2 separate regions of the Homo sapiens genome follow, and region 1 is linked to region 2. A link is a contact called in ENCODE Hi-C or POLR2A ChIA-PET data. All regions are on one chromosome and are shown on one strand. The core of a region is the stretch at or near the end of the contact, and the rest is flanking DNA. Distances in the headings are between cores, read along the strand shown. Region 1 holds the start of TCF3 (transcription factor 3). Region 2 holds the start of POLR2E (RNA polymerase II, I and III subunit E).

What was found. Hi-C counts contacts between places; a loop is a spot of excess contacts on that map. ChIA-PET counts read pairs that join two places held with the same protein, here RNA polymerase II (POLR2A). Pooled maps may share reads with other maps.
Region 1: a loop to region 2 is called in a map with no recorded cell type, with 8 times the contacts of the local background. The contact joins the promoter of TCF3 here to the promoter of POLR2E in region 2. A Hi-C loop is called at or near these places in 1 of 37 single-sample maps with no recorded cell type and 7 of 50 pooled maps. POLR2A ChIA-PET finds 5 or more read pairs at or near these places in 1 of 52 experiments (H1).

The regions. Positions count from the first base shown.
Region 1 is chr19:1,646,827-1,654,063 of GRCh38, reverse strand. It overlaps TCF3 (transcription factor 3), which reads left to right and starts at 1,449. Exons shown (of 19, transcript NM_003200.5): 1 at 1,449-1,764; 2 at 3,777-3,887. The coding sequence starts at 3,816. RefSeq lists enhancers at 711-820, 941-990, 4,409-4,908, 4,921-5,230, 5,571-5,840 and 1 more and silencers at 1,281-1,330, 1,341-1,470, 2,001-2,080, 2,171-2,400, 2,208-2,430 and 1 more.
Region 2 is chr19:1,094,125-1,100,878 of GRCh38, reverse strand. It overlaps POLR2E (RNA polymerase II, I and III subunit E), which reads left to right and starts at 5,504. Exons shown (of 8, transcript NM_002695.5): 1 at 5,504-5,620. The coding sequence starts at 5,564. RefSeq lists a silencer at 448-585 and enhancers at 1,161-1,240, 1,361-1,480, 5,471-5,560, 6,318-6,754.

The DNA.
Region 1 (7,237 bases), core at 200-2,699, 560 kb before region 2:
AGCCTGGAGTGCAGTGCTGCGATCTCTGCTCACTGCAACCTCTGCCTCCTGGGTTTAAGCGATTCTCCTGCCTCAGCTTCCCGAGTAGCTGAGATTATAGGTGTATGCCACCACGCCCAGCTAATTTTTGTATTTTTATTTTATTTTACTTATTTATTTATTTATTTTGAGACGGAGTTTCGTCCTTGTTGCCCAGGCTGGAGTACAATGGCGTGCTCTCGGCTCATTGCAACCTCCGCCTTTCGGGTGAAAGCGATTCTGCTGCCTCAGCCTCCCGAGTAGCTAGGACTACAGGTGCCCGCCACCATGCCCGGCTAATTTTTGTATTTTTAGTAGAGATGGGGTTTCACCGTGTTGGCCAGAGAGGTCTCGAACTCCTGACTTCAGGTGATCTGCCCGCCTTGGCCTCCCAAAGTGCTGGGAATACAAGCGTGGGCCACCGCGTCCGGTCAACTTTTTAAATTATTATTTTAAATTATTTTAAATATTTTTAGAGACGGGTGTGGGTGGGGGGGGTTTCACTATGTTGTTCAGGCTGTTCTCGAACTCCTGGCCTCAAGCGATCTTCCCGCCTCGGCCTCCTTCAAAGCGCTGGGATCACAGGCAGGAGCCACGGCGCCCGATCCTAGGCGGGGTCACTTTTTACTAAAATGTAGACACGGACTACTAAGAATCAGGAAGCCAGATCTGGCCTGAGTTCTGTCCAAAGTCAGGTCCAAATTCACAGATGCCGAGACGGAGACTCAAGTCGGCAAAGGCACCGCTGAGACTCCCCGCGGGGCTCTCTGACCCAGAGCCGGAGCCAGAGTCGGTTTTCCCGCCGGGAAAATGGGTCTGACGTAGCCCCCTCGGGGCCGTGATACCCGCTCGCACCACTCAGCACGCGGGGCCGGCCCGAGGAACGCAAATATAACCAAGCAGAAGGCTCCGCGCGGGCGGCCACGCCAACCTGAGAACAAAACTCCAGGACCCACCCCGGCCGCCTCTCGCGGCCTCTCGCTCGCAGAGTCCCGCCTCTGCTGAGGGGCGGGGCCGAGAAGAAAGGAGGCGGGGCCTCACCACGAATGGCTAGGATCCCCGCCCATCAGACTTTCGCGGCTTCCGATTGACCAGACTGCTCTGCCTTAGCTTTCAATCTCACGGGCCTTACTCGCTTGCGTCATGGACTAAGCGCACAGCTCGTGTGTGCTTCCGCGGACGGGGATAGTCCGTGATTTCTCCCCGCGCCGTGGCCCGACCGCCTCCTCTGCGCGTCCCCGCTCCCAGGCTCTGGACCTCACGGGATTCGGGGTCCTCACGAGGGTGCTCGAGAGGCCGAGCTAGGGCGTTCGGGCCCGAGCCGCCCGGAGGTGGCGGAGGGATCCGCGTGGGCCGCCGGGCGGGGCACTCGGGGGCGGGGCAGGGGCGGGGCCTGCACGGGGCGGGGCGGGGCGGCGCGGGCGGGGGGCGGAACATGTCTCCCGCCGCAGGAAGATGAGGCAGCGGCGGCGGCTGCGGGCGTAGCGGGCCGGAGCCGACGCGGCGGCGGGCACCGCGGGCACCGCGCACGCCGCTGCCCCAGGGGCGCCCCGGCCGGCCGCGCGCACGGGCCCCGCGGGACGGGCCACGCGGGGGTGGGAGGGGCCCGGGCCACGCGCGCCGCCGCCGCCGCCCACGCGCGACCCTCGGGGGCCCGGCCGCGACGCACCTTTGTCCGGGGGGGGGCCCCCCCGCTTCATGCCGCCGCCCCCCCCCACGCGCCGCGTGCCCGGCCGCGCCCAGCAGGTGAGCCCGGCGGGGGGCGGGGGGCGCGCCCGGTACCCCCGTGCTTTGTGCCCAGGGAACCCCGGCCCGCCCCGCGCGCGCTTGTTGGGGGGGGGCGCGGAGGAAGTTGGGGCGGGGGCGGTGTCGGGGGGCGCCCCGCGGCCCGGGAGTCATTGTTCTCCAACTTCGCGCGGCGCCGGGGGGGCGGCGACGTGGAGGAGCCCGGAGCTCGCCAGGCCCGCGTCGCCCCCGTCGGGCCGGGCACTTCGGGAAACTTTAAGCAGCCCCGGGCGGGGGCGCGGGGGGCGCCGGACGGGCTGTGCAACTTAGGCGCGAGGACCGTCCCCCCCAGCCCGGGCGCACGGGGACCCCGGGGCGCCCCCTTTCTCGGGTAGAGGGGGGCCCGGCCCGGGCGCCGGAGTTTGGGGTGGGGAGCGCGCGGGAGGGACGTCCTTTTGTCTGCGCGGGGAAGGTGCCGCGCGCTGCAGGCGCTGGTCGGGGCCGGGCGGGCCGGGGGGGGGCGCGCGGGTAACATCTGCTCCGCGTTAATGCGGGGCGAGGCGGCGGCCGCGCTGCGAGCTTCAAAGGCTCCCGGGCCGCACCGCCTGCACCGGCTGCGGGGGGAGGGGGGTCCGGCTTCCCGGGCCGCCTCCCCCCGGGAAAAAGGCGTTCCAGCGCGCCCCCCGCCTTCGGCGCCGTGCAAAGTGGCTTCAAACATTCTCCAAGTCTCTCAAAGTCCTTGGGACGCCCCAGAAGTCTTCCAGCTCCCGTAGAATGCCCGTTTTAGCTCGCCACCCCCCCAACTAAGTCTGTCTTAAAATCGGTTTCAGCTACCCCACAAAAAAGTGCGGTTTCGTAGTCCTCAAAAAAAGTCAGTTTCACACGCCCTCCAAAAAAGAAAAAAACTGAGCGGGGGAGGGGCTGCGCTGGGGCGCCCGCTTCACACCCGGCCTCCAGTTGGCAGACAAAGAGGGGATTTCTCTGCTTCTGAAGTTGGGTCTCCCTCGACCTCGGAGGCTCCTCCCCACCCCCAGCCTCGGAGGTGTCTCCCGGGCTGCCCCCGTCCCCACCTGGGGACCCCTGGGGAAAGTCGAGACTGGAGGGGCCTGGAGTGCATTTCTTTGGAATGGAAATTTTTCTCTGTACCTTTTTCTGGGGGTGGAATGGGTCTTGGCAGGTGGATCCCCCATCCCCCATCTTAGAATGGAGCCCCCTGGGACCACGCGGGAGCACCCTGGTCTTGAGACGCTCTCCCCGCTCATGGAGGGCAGGCAAGGGATGTTGTCAAAGTTTTGCTTAAAAATAATTCCCGGATACATCGCGACAGTAAAGCAATCTAGGGCTGTTTTTTTTTTCTTTCCTGAATACTGTTGGGGTTTTCTTGGGGGGAGGGAGATTGAGGGTGGAGGAAAGCTTTGCTGGTCCCTGCATAGGATGCGCGTCCCCCCCACCCCCGGCACTTTAAGTCTTGAAGCTTGTAAAAGAGTTTCGTGGTTTTCTGACTTGTGGATTTCCTTCATGTTGAATTTGGGGGCGACCTGGTCTTCAACGGGCTGTGCCATCTGCTGGGGGAGGGGGGAATCACCAAATTTCCCTCGGGGCGGGGTAGGATCGGGCTGTTCCTCCCTTTCCCGGGGGTAGGGGGCCTCAGAGGAAGCCCGGGGTTGGTTGGAAATGAGAGAGTTGGAGAAAGGAGAGGTTCTGGCTGCCCTGCGTGCAGTTTAAACTTGGCAACTTGATGCCCTGGTGTTCCCTGGGGGAGTTAGGGAGTTTATATTTGCACACCCTCCCCCCATTTTTCAGACTCCCTGTGGTCTCTGGGGAGGACTCTGCAGGGACCTAGACTCTGGAATTCCAGCTTCCCTGCGCCTGCTCCCAGGGCTCCCCGTGCCCCCAGGGCTCTGCTGGAACTCAGACCCCAGGGCGGTTGAGGGTTTTTTAGGTGGCTTTTAGCACTCTGTGCTTTGACCACTCACAACTCTTCTCCCCTCCCTGTTTCTCCCTGTCCATCTGTCCCCACATCCACCAAGCAGGGTTTCCAGGCCTGAGGTGCCCGCCCTGGCCCCAGGAGAATGAACCAGCCGCAGAGGATGGCGCCTGTGGGCACAGACAAGGAGCTCAGTGACCTCCTGGACTTCAGCATGGTGAGCCAGGACCCCCGCCCAGCCCCCGACACCCCTTTGCCTCCACAGTTCACGGGAAGGTTTTCAGGGGAGAGTGTTTGCTGAATACTTCAGCGATGGAGCCTCAGCTGTTTGGATGGGAGGCCCCGGTGGGGCTGGGGGAGTGGGCCGCTCTCTGGCAGGAGGCTGACAGCGCACGGCAGCACGTGTGCTATGGGGCTTTTGCCCGGACGCAGCATTCTACAGCCTACTGCTTTACAGATGGGGAAACTGAGTCCTCAGGGGCATGGTCCTGGGCCCCCAGCTTGGCTGGGTAAGCAAAATGCGGCCTTGATCTTCTGATCTGTAAAATGGGCCTGATCAGGGTCGCTTACCTCATTGTAGATACAAAAATTAAAAGTAAGTAAAAGATCACTGCACTCCAGTCTGGTTGACAGTGAGACCCTGGAGACCCTGTTTCAGTAAATGGGAGGGGGGCTGGGCACAGTGGTTCCCACCTGTCATTCCAGCACTTTGGGAGGCTGAGGCGGGAGGATCGCTTGAGGCCAGGAGTTCCAAGTCCAGCCCAGGAAACATAGTGAGGCCCCATTTCTCAAAAAGACAAAACAAAACTCAAAAAATTAGCTAGGAGTGGTGGTAGATGCCTGTGGTCCCAGCTACTTGGGAGGCTGAGGCAAGGAGAATCACTTGAGCCCTGGAGGTTGAGGCTGCAGTGAGCTGTGATTGCGCCACTGCACTCCTTCCTGGGCGATAGAGTAAGATCCTTCCTCAAAGAAGTAAAGGAGGGGGTGCCCAGTGCTGAGCGGACCACCCTCCGTGAACAGGGCAGACACAACCTGCCCCATACGGGACTCCCCTGGTGGGCAGAGGATGCGGGCATGAAACTGACTGTGTGGTTAATTAGTCACACGTGGGTGCTGAAGTTAAGCTGCCAGAAGCCGAGCTTGGGCCAGGAGGAGGCTGGATTGGGATTGAGTGGGAATTCATGGGCCACCGAGCAGACAGCAGCGCCACCATTGTGACTGCCACGGTTATCACTGCGGAGCAGGCAGGCCCGGTGGGGAGGGCGGGGCGGCTTCTTCAGAGTCTTAGGTGGTTGGATCTGTCCCTGTACGGCCCATTCTCCACCTGGGTGAACGGAGGCTCAGAGGGTGCTGGTCCTCAGAAGTCACACAGTTCAGGCAGGTGCAGTGAGGCTGGAATGCCGGAGCCCCCTGGGGTACCGGCCGCTGACGGGTGCTGTAAAGGCCCGGGGCCTCGGTTTGCCTGCTGGTACAGTGGGGCCATGTGTTATGGGTTCCTGGAGAAGCCCAGGGACCTTGGTTTGTTTCTTCTGGCCTGTCTACAGATGTCCTTAAATTCTGCTCCCCCCCCCCCCCCATGCCCAGTGGCAGCGTTTGGGGTTGAAACAGGTTGGGGGAGGGCACTTTCAGTCTGAATTTAACCCTCCCGCCTATGAGGCACAGGCCACTGAGGTCTGTCAAAAACAAAAGTCCCCAAACTGAAACAACACCGGCCACCCTGCGGAAAAAAACAGCCCAAGGGCCGGAGGGGCCAAGGCTCCGGAAGGGCCATGCTGGTATTTTTAAGCCCCGTTTTATTTTTGCTTCCCTGGCTGAGTAACCCGAGGTGCAGTTGGGTTGTTTTTTGTTAAACTGACAAGTCACAGACCGCTGGGCTGGAACAGACCAGCGTTTGGGGGGAGGGGGCACAGGTTCAGCCCCAGGACCTGACTCCTCACCTCAAGCCACTCAGCACGTCTCCCCATCCCGGGTCGGAGCCGTTCCCAGATGAGGAAACAGGCTGGGAGCGGCGAGGTGCCCGTCCTCTCCGGGCGTCCCCCCTCGGGCTTTACCCAGAGGTGGAGTTCCACCTCCCTGGCCAGGACGGGGAGGCAGAGGCAGCCCCTGTGACTGCCCGCATCCCCACTCTGTTCCTGCATGCCTGCCTTCTGCCCCTGCCGAGGCTGGGTCCTAGGGGAAGCACTTACTTCCCTGGACCAGATGCGTATAAAGTGAGAGAACAGGGAACTCCAAATAAATACGAGGGAGAACGCTAACCCAGGCTGTTCCCAGCGCGCCTTTGTCCTGCCCTGACCCAGGCTAGCTTTGGTCGGGAACGAAGGACCCGCCAGCACTGGCCTGGGCTGACATGCCCTGCCTGGGTCCCAGGCAGTCCCTGGGCCTGAGTCAGGGGCTTCAGGAATGAAGGGGGAGCGAGTCCCTAGGACCGAGGCTGTTGGAAGCGAGCTCCCCAGGCCCTGCCGCGTGCGAGACTCCCATGGGCTTTTGGGTTTCACCACGTCCCACACAGCCAGAGCCCTCGGTCCATTTCTCAGAAGAGGAAACTGATGCTCCAAGGGGTGCGGGGGCTGTTCTGGGCTGCTCATGAGGCCTGCAGAGCCCACAGGACACAGCCCGGTACCCATGTGACCTGTGGCACGTTGGTGCAGCCCTGGTGTCCTAGGGGACAAAGCAGATAGAAATGCAGTTGGCTGTCCCCCACAGCAGGCCTTTGTTTCCCAAATGAGAGGTTGGCCCTTGGAGGTCTGGGTCCAGGGGAGGCTGGGTGCACCGGAGCCTGCGGGAGGGGGTGTGGTCCAGGGCGAACACTGCCTTCAGCGCGGGTGCCACCCCTACCCGCAAGACCGTTCTTCCTCTCCAGGGCCAGGTGAGAATGCGGCCTCCGTTTCCCCTTCTGCAGGACCAGGGAGTGGGGGACAACCCCGCTTCCTGGGTCCCCTTTGGACCTGTGGATCGTGGCCACAGGCGCTGTGCCTTCGCCTCCTGGCTGGCTGGGGAAGGTGTTGGGGATCTTGGCTGCTCCTCAGAAAGCCCCTGGCTCTGATTCCAGCCACTTTGATCACTTAAGCCCCGATGGGAGCCTTAAAACGCAGCCCCTTGGGGCAGGGCGGAGGCTTGTTGTGTTTTTTTCTGTGGCAAAAGGGTTTGTTGCCGTTGGCTTTTCCGGTTAATGCCGCTGAGCCCGTTAATCTTTAGGGACTTAGTGTTCTGGGTACGGGTGAGCCGGGCGGGAGGGAGGGTGGCAGTCCCACACCCCTAGCACCCAGGAGCTGGATCAGCTGTGGGGTGCAGCCTCTCCCCAGCCCCTCCAGCTTCCTGCCGGGCCCGGGGCTCCATCCCGTGTCTTCCTCGACCTGCTGCCTGTCTGAGCCTCGGCTTCCCCTTTTGCCAAGCAAACCCATACCCAGCCCTGGTAGGGGGACACTGGGCCCTACCCCCCGCTCCAGGGACCCCCTGCTCCAGGGCCTGCCATGCGGGGCCAGTGCACACACAGGAAACGAGGAGTCAGCCAGGGCTCAGGCATCCGGGGACTCTCCACATGTCCACCTGTTGAGTGTAAACCTCTCA
Region 2 (6,754 bases), core at 4,255-6,754:
GAGGTCAGGAGTTCAAGACCAGCCTGACCAACATGGGGAAACCCCATCTCCACTAAAAATACAAAAATTAGCTGGGAGTGGTGCCGTGCTCCTGTAATCCCAGCTACTCAGGAGGCTGAGGCAGGAGAATTGCTTGAACCCTGGAGGTGGAGGTTGCAGTGAGCCGAGTTCGTGTCACTGCACTCCAGCCTGGGGGGATACAGCAAGACTCTGTCTCAAAAAAAAAAAAAGTTTTTGAAATTCAAACAAAATACATATGAAATTCAACATTTTAACACTTCAAAGTGTACAATTCAGTGTTTTTAGGACGTGTACAATGTTATGAGACCATCACCTCTATCTATCTAGTTCCAGAATTTTTTTTTTCTCTTGAGACAGAATTTCGCTCTTGTTGCCCAGGCTGGAGTGCAGTGGCACGATCTCAGCTCACTGCACTGCCACCTCCCAGGTTCAAGCGATTCTCCTGCCTCAGCCTCCCAAGTAGCTGGGATTACAGGCGTGCGCCACCACACCCAGTTAGTTTTGTATTTTTAGTAGAGACAGGGTTTCTCCATGTTGGTCAGGCTGGTCTCAAACTCCCGACCTCAGGTGATCCGCCTGCCTAGGCCTCCCAAAGTGCTGGGATTACAGGCGTGAGCCACCGCACCCAGCACAGAGTATTTTCATTGTCCCCAAAGGAAGCCCAGACCCCATCAGCCTTCACTCTCCATCTCCTCCCCTAGGACCTGGCACACACACATCCCCTCCTGTCTCTGTGGATTGGCCTGTCCTGGACATTTCATGGAAATGGGATCACACACTGCGTGTTCTTTTGTGCCTGGCTTCTCTCACTGAGCATGAGGTCCTCAGGCTACATCCACATTGTGGCCTGTGTCAGAGCCTCATCATTCCTTTTCATGGCTCAGAAATATTCCAGTGTGTGGAGGGATCACATTGTGTTTATTTATTCATCTGTGGATGGACATCTGGGGTTTTTTTTTTTGAGACAGAGTCTCACTCTGTTACCCAGGCTGGAGTGCAGTGGCGCAATCTCAGGTCACTGCAACCTCCGCCTCCCAGGTTCAAGCAATTCTCCTTTCTCAGCCTCCTGAATAGCTGAGATTACAGGCATGCGCCACCATGCCCGGCTATGGGCTGTTTTCTCTTTTTGAGTTTGTAAAGCCGTACAAGTGTTTGTGTGGGCGTATGTTTTCATTTCTCTTGGGTGTATGCCTAGGAGTGGAATTGCTGAGTCATATGGTGACTCTTTGTGTAACAGTTTGAGGATCCACCAGACTGTTTGTTGTTTTTTTTTTTTTGAGATGGAGTTTCACTCTTTTTGCCCAAGCTGGAGTGCAGTGGCACGATCTCGGCTCACTGCAACCTCCACCTCCCAGGTTCAAGCGATTCTCCTCCCTCGGCCTCCCAAGTAGCTGGGATTACAGGCCTGCACCACCATGCTCGGCTAATTTTGGTATTTTCAGTAGAGACGGGGTTTCACTATGTTGGCCAGGCTGGTCTCGAACCCCTGACCTCAGTTGATCCGCCTGCCTCAGCCTCCCAGAGCGCTTGGATTACAGGCGTGAGCCACTGCGCCTGGCCGACCAGACTGCTTTCTATAGCGGCTGCACCATCTTACATTTTCACCTGCCCTGTGTGTGGATCATGGCCTGACTTCCGGGCCTCTGGCTTTGCTGTTATCATCCAGGCCGCCCCTGGCTTGGGCTCAGCCTCTCAGTCCACCCCTGCCCCCAGATTTGCAGGTCACTGCTTGGTCTTTACTCCAGATGCCCTTTCTTGTGTCATAAAATCCACTCCTGAGGCCTGTCCGTCTCCTGACCCTCCCCGCCCCATGTATCTGCCCCACATCTCCAATTCCTCTCCTCCCTCAAATCCGTCCTGCCAGGCACTGGCCCCCTTCCCTGAGTCACAAGCAATGTCTGCTAGGCGAATCCCTGCTCAGTCCTCAGGCTGACTTGGCGGTGGCATCACATAGCCACTCCCTTCCCTCTGCCCCTAGACACCTTCCTCACCAGGTTTCCAGGAGACCTGGCAACCTCCTGCCCTTTATCCTATTTAGGGAACACTTATGCAGTGCTGGTGTCAGGCGCCACTCTGTGTACATTGCAATTATTAGCCAATTACCCTACGAAGTGGGTGCTGTTCTTGTCCCTGTTTTACAAGGGAGGGGAGAGGGGACGCACAGAGAGGTTGAGTAACCTGCCTGAGATCACACAGCCAGGTCTGCAGCTCAGGGGCTGCTCCAGTGTCTGTGCTGAGCCTCCCTCCCCTCCTGCTGCTGCCTCCCCTCCTTCTCCGGGCTTCTGAACACCAGCAGGGCTGGACTTACTCTCCTGGACTCTGCTCTGCTCCCAGGACCTGGTCCAGGCTCCCGGCTCTAATCTTCACCACGTGGCCACCCTGCCTGCACGTCCATCCCCCAGACCTTGCCCTGAACTCCAGAGCTCACCTCGACCTACACGCCTCCACCCTCCCACCCCTCTTTTCACTGCTCACAGGGACAGCTTTGTTCCCTTTCTCCCTCTTTTTCTCGCCCTGTGGCACCCTCCCCGCTCTGTGCTTGCCCCTACCGTAGTTGGAGCCACCCCAACCTGTGGCAAGTTTGCCTTCCCACTCCCTCCCTGGTCTCTTGCTTCTGCCCTGGCTCCCAACAGTCATTTCCCAACACAGCAGCTCCAGACATTTTACCCTGACCAGCAAGGCTTCATGGGACCTGCCCCACCTTGCCCTCTGACCCCCTCCTGCCCCTTCCCTGCCAGGAACACTCCAGGTGAGGCACAGCCCCAGAGCCTCTATCCTGGCTGTGCTGTCTGCCTGATACAGCTATCCCCAGGCAACCCCAGGTTTCCTCCCTCTCCTCTTCTGGTTTTTGTTTGTTTTCTGTTTGTTTGGAGACAGTGTCTTGCTCTGTCGCCCAGGCTAGAGTGCAGTGGCGCAATCACAGCTCACTGCAGCCTCAACCGCTGGGCTCAGGCGATCCTAGATCTTCCCACCTCAGCCTCCCGAGTAACTGGGACTACAGGTGCGCCCACCACGCCCAGCTAATTTTTAAATTTTTTTGTAGAAATGGGGTCTTCCTGGCCGGGTGCGGTGGCTCACGCCTGTAATCTCAGCACTTCGGAAGGCCGAGGCAAGCAGATGATCTGAGGTCAGAAGTTCAAGACCAGCCTGGCTAACATGGTGAAACCCCATCTCTACCAAAAATACAAAAAAATTAGCCAGGTGTGGTGGCTCACGCCTGTAATCCCAGCTACTCGGGAGGCCAAGGCAGGAGAATCCTTTAAACCCAGGAGGCGGAGGCTGCAGTGAGCTGAGATTATGCCACTGTACTCCAGCCTGGGCAACAGAGCGAGACTCGGTCTCAAAAAACAACAACAACAACAAAAAAGAAATGGGGTCTTCCTATGTTGCCTAGGCTTGTCTCAAACTCCTGGCCTCAAGGTGAGAAAGAAAAGTTAGGTAGTTAGATAAGAAAGCCTGCACAGACCGGGCGGGGTGGCTCACACCTGTAATCCCAGCACTTTGGGAGGCCGAGGCGGGCGGATCATGAGGGCAGGAGATGGAGACCATCCTGGCTAACACGGTGAAACCCCGTCTCTACTAAAAATACAAAAAATTAGCCGGGCGTGGTGGCAGGTGCCTGTAGTCCCAGCTACTCGGGAGGCTGAGGCAGAAGAATGGCGTGAACCCGGGAGGTGGAGCTTGCAGTGAGCCGAGATCCTGCCACTGCACTCCAGCCTGGGGGACAGAGCGAGATTCCGTGTCAGGAAAAAAAAAAAAAGTAGCCCCTGACAGCCCCCCAAAAAGAATCTCAAATATCAGTGTAAAAAAGTCCGTGACTTACAACTAAAAATTACAAAACTACAACAAAGGGATCCTCCCCTCTCAGCTTCCCAAAGTGCTGGGATTACAGGTGTGAGCTATCGCGCCCAATGGGATTTTTTTTTTTTTTTCTCGATGGAGTCTTGCTCTGTCACCCAGGCTGGAGTGCAGTGGTGCGATCTCGGCTCACTGCAACCTCCGCCTCCCGGGTTCAAGTGATTCTCCTGCCTCAGCCTCCCGAGTAACTGGGAGTACAGGCACCCACCACCAAACCTGGCTAATTTTTGTATTTTTAGTAGAGACAGGGTTTCACCATGTTGGCCAAGCTGGTCTGGAACTCCTGATCTCATGCTCTGCCTGCCTCGGCCACCCAAAGTGCTGGGATTACAGTGATGAGCCACCACTGCTAATGGGATTTTTGCTTGAATCTATCCTCACTGTATTCCCTGACCTCCCCATGTGATACTGCAGTTCTCCCATTCTCCCCATGTCACTTAGCCTCCCTGCTCTTTCTTCTTCCGTAGCTTTGTCACTTTCTAACGTTGTTATTTATTTTATTTTATTTCATTTCATTTTATTTTTGAGACAGAGTCTTGCTCTGTTGTCCAGGCTGGAGTGCAGTGGCACGATCTTGGCTCACTGAAACCTCCACCTTACAGGTTCACGAGATTCTCCTGCCTTAGCCTCCTAAGTAGCTGAGACTACAGGCACCTGCCACCTGGCCCAGCTAATTTTTTGTATTTTTAGTAGAGACGGGGTTTCACCGTGTTAGCCAGGATGGTCTTGAACTCCTGATCTCATGCTCTGCCCGCCTCAGCCTCCCAAAGTGCTGGGATTATAGGCATGAGCCACCGCGCCCGGCCACGTTATTTATTATATTTTACTAAATCCTGTCTTTATCTGAATGCAAGGGATACTTGGCCTGTTTTATTCACCATCACTGTAGGTTGCTGAGTAAATGTTGAATTAACGAATGCATCACTGAATAAGTTACTGATAGCCTGCACACAGGAAGTGTTGGGCTGGGGTTCTCCGTGAACCTGGGGAAGTGAGGAGGTTTGCAAAGACAGGAAGAGTCTGGGGTGGGGAGATACCCAGGCTAGGCTGGGGAGATACCCAGGCTAGGCTGGTGGCGCTCAGGGGAGAGGACAGAGGTGAGGGGACTTAATAAGCACCTAGAGAGATGCCTAAGACTCTCAGTTAACCGTCTAAAGTAGGGACACTTTATTGCCATTGCACAGGTAGGGAAACTGAGGCCCAAGGGAATTAACCCTGACCTGGCCAGGAGCCAATGGAGGAAACCCTGTACAGTTTGATGCACAAATATTTATAGAGTTCCCACTAGGCTCCCAGACCATCCCTAGGAGCCGAGCTGCCCCTTGACCCCATCCAGGCCTCAGTTTCCCCGCTCACACTTCGCCCCCGCCTCGTGGGATTCTAAACTGTTGCTCCAAGGTGGGAGTTGAACGGAAACTACAACTCCCGAGAGGCTGTGCGGCCAAAGACACACGAGAACTACGGAGGCGAGAGACTCGCTCAGCCAACTGCCGCTCTCGTAAGGCTCGGGCTGCCCTTGGCGCTGCCGATCCGAGACGTTGCTGCATTCAGGCATTCGCCGACGACAGACCAGCGCGGGGCGGGGTTAGGCGGAGGGGGCCTGATTCGGATTCGGCGCAGGCGCAGTCCGCGCGGGTTCTCGCGCGGAGAAGGGGTGCGAGCGGCGGCGGCGGCGGAGGCTGCCATGGACGACGAGGAGGAGACGTACCGGCTCTGGAAAATCCGCAAGACCATCATGCAGGTGAGCCGCGCCTGGTGTTGGGGGCGGGGGCGCGGGCGGCGGGTGTAGGGGCCCGAGGTGGGGTCGAGCACGGCGTCTCCTCGTACTCTCGTCGGAGCAGCAGCGATGAAGGGCCGGGCCGATACGGGAGGCCCAGAGGTCGCCGGGGATACCAGGCGCTGGACCCGACCTGAGCCGGCAGCGGGGAAGGGAGGGGGTTTCGAGACGTCTGGGTGCGGTGCTTAGGGGTGGGTGGGCGGCTTGGGCTGGTGCGGCGCGCGTGGCGGCGAGAGGAGGAGGAAGCCGCGAATGGGGACGGGGGGCGCCCCCAGACTCTGCCCTTCTCTGTGATTCAGCGTCGCTATTTGTCCTTGCGTCCTGAACCCCATGGAGTCTTCAGCATCCGAGGCTGGCAGAGTTGGTGGTTGGGAAGCAGCGGGCGAGCTGGGGCTTTCGATGGGGACGTGGAGCTCGGAACCCGTGCCTTGGGGTCTGGGGCAGATGGAGGCCACTGGGTCGAGTCCGGTTTGGAAGCCGGGCACAGGCCTGAGGACCTGCGGTTCAGGGTATTGCCTCAGCCATTGGGGCCGTTTGAGAGCTTTTGCTTTGTCTTGCTTCCCACCCTTTGCCCTTGTCCTCAGCGAAGCCCCCCGCAGCCTGATTCTTCTTTCTCCGATCCTCAAACATTGTCAGCCTGAAGTCACATCTGTTTCGGTCCCTGTCATTTTTTTTTTTTAAGAGATAGGGTTTCATTCTGTCGCCCAGGCTGCAGTGCAGTGGTGCAATCATAGCTCACTGCATCCTTGAACTGGCCTCCAGCAACCCTCCTGCCTCAGCCTCCCTAAGTACTGGGATCACGGGCGTGAGCCTCCGCGCCCCGCCTTTGTCCCTGCCTTTAGGGTAGCTCTGCAAAGTGGTTTGGAGGGCTTTGCTCCCTGCCAGGTTTCTGTGAGGCTGGGTGGACAGACGGTCTTGGTCAAGGCTGGACATCTCTGGGAGCCTCTCAGGATCATACTGGTCCCATCCTGTGGTGTGAGGCTGTGGGGGCCGGGGTGGCTGTCATGGAGCACACAGTGAGTGTTCATCCCGTTTGCTGTTCACCTCTGTCCTCTGCAGCAGCCGCAGGTCTGACTTCCGGGTCACGAGCTTTGGCCG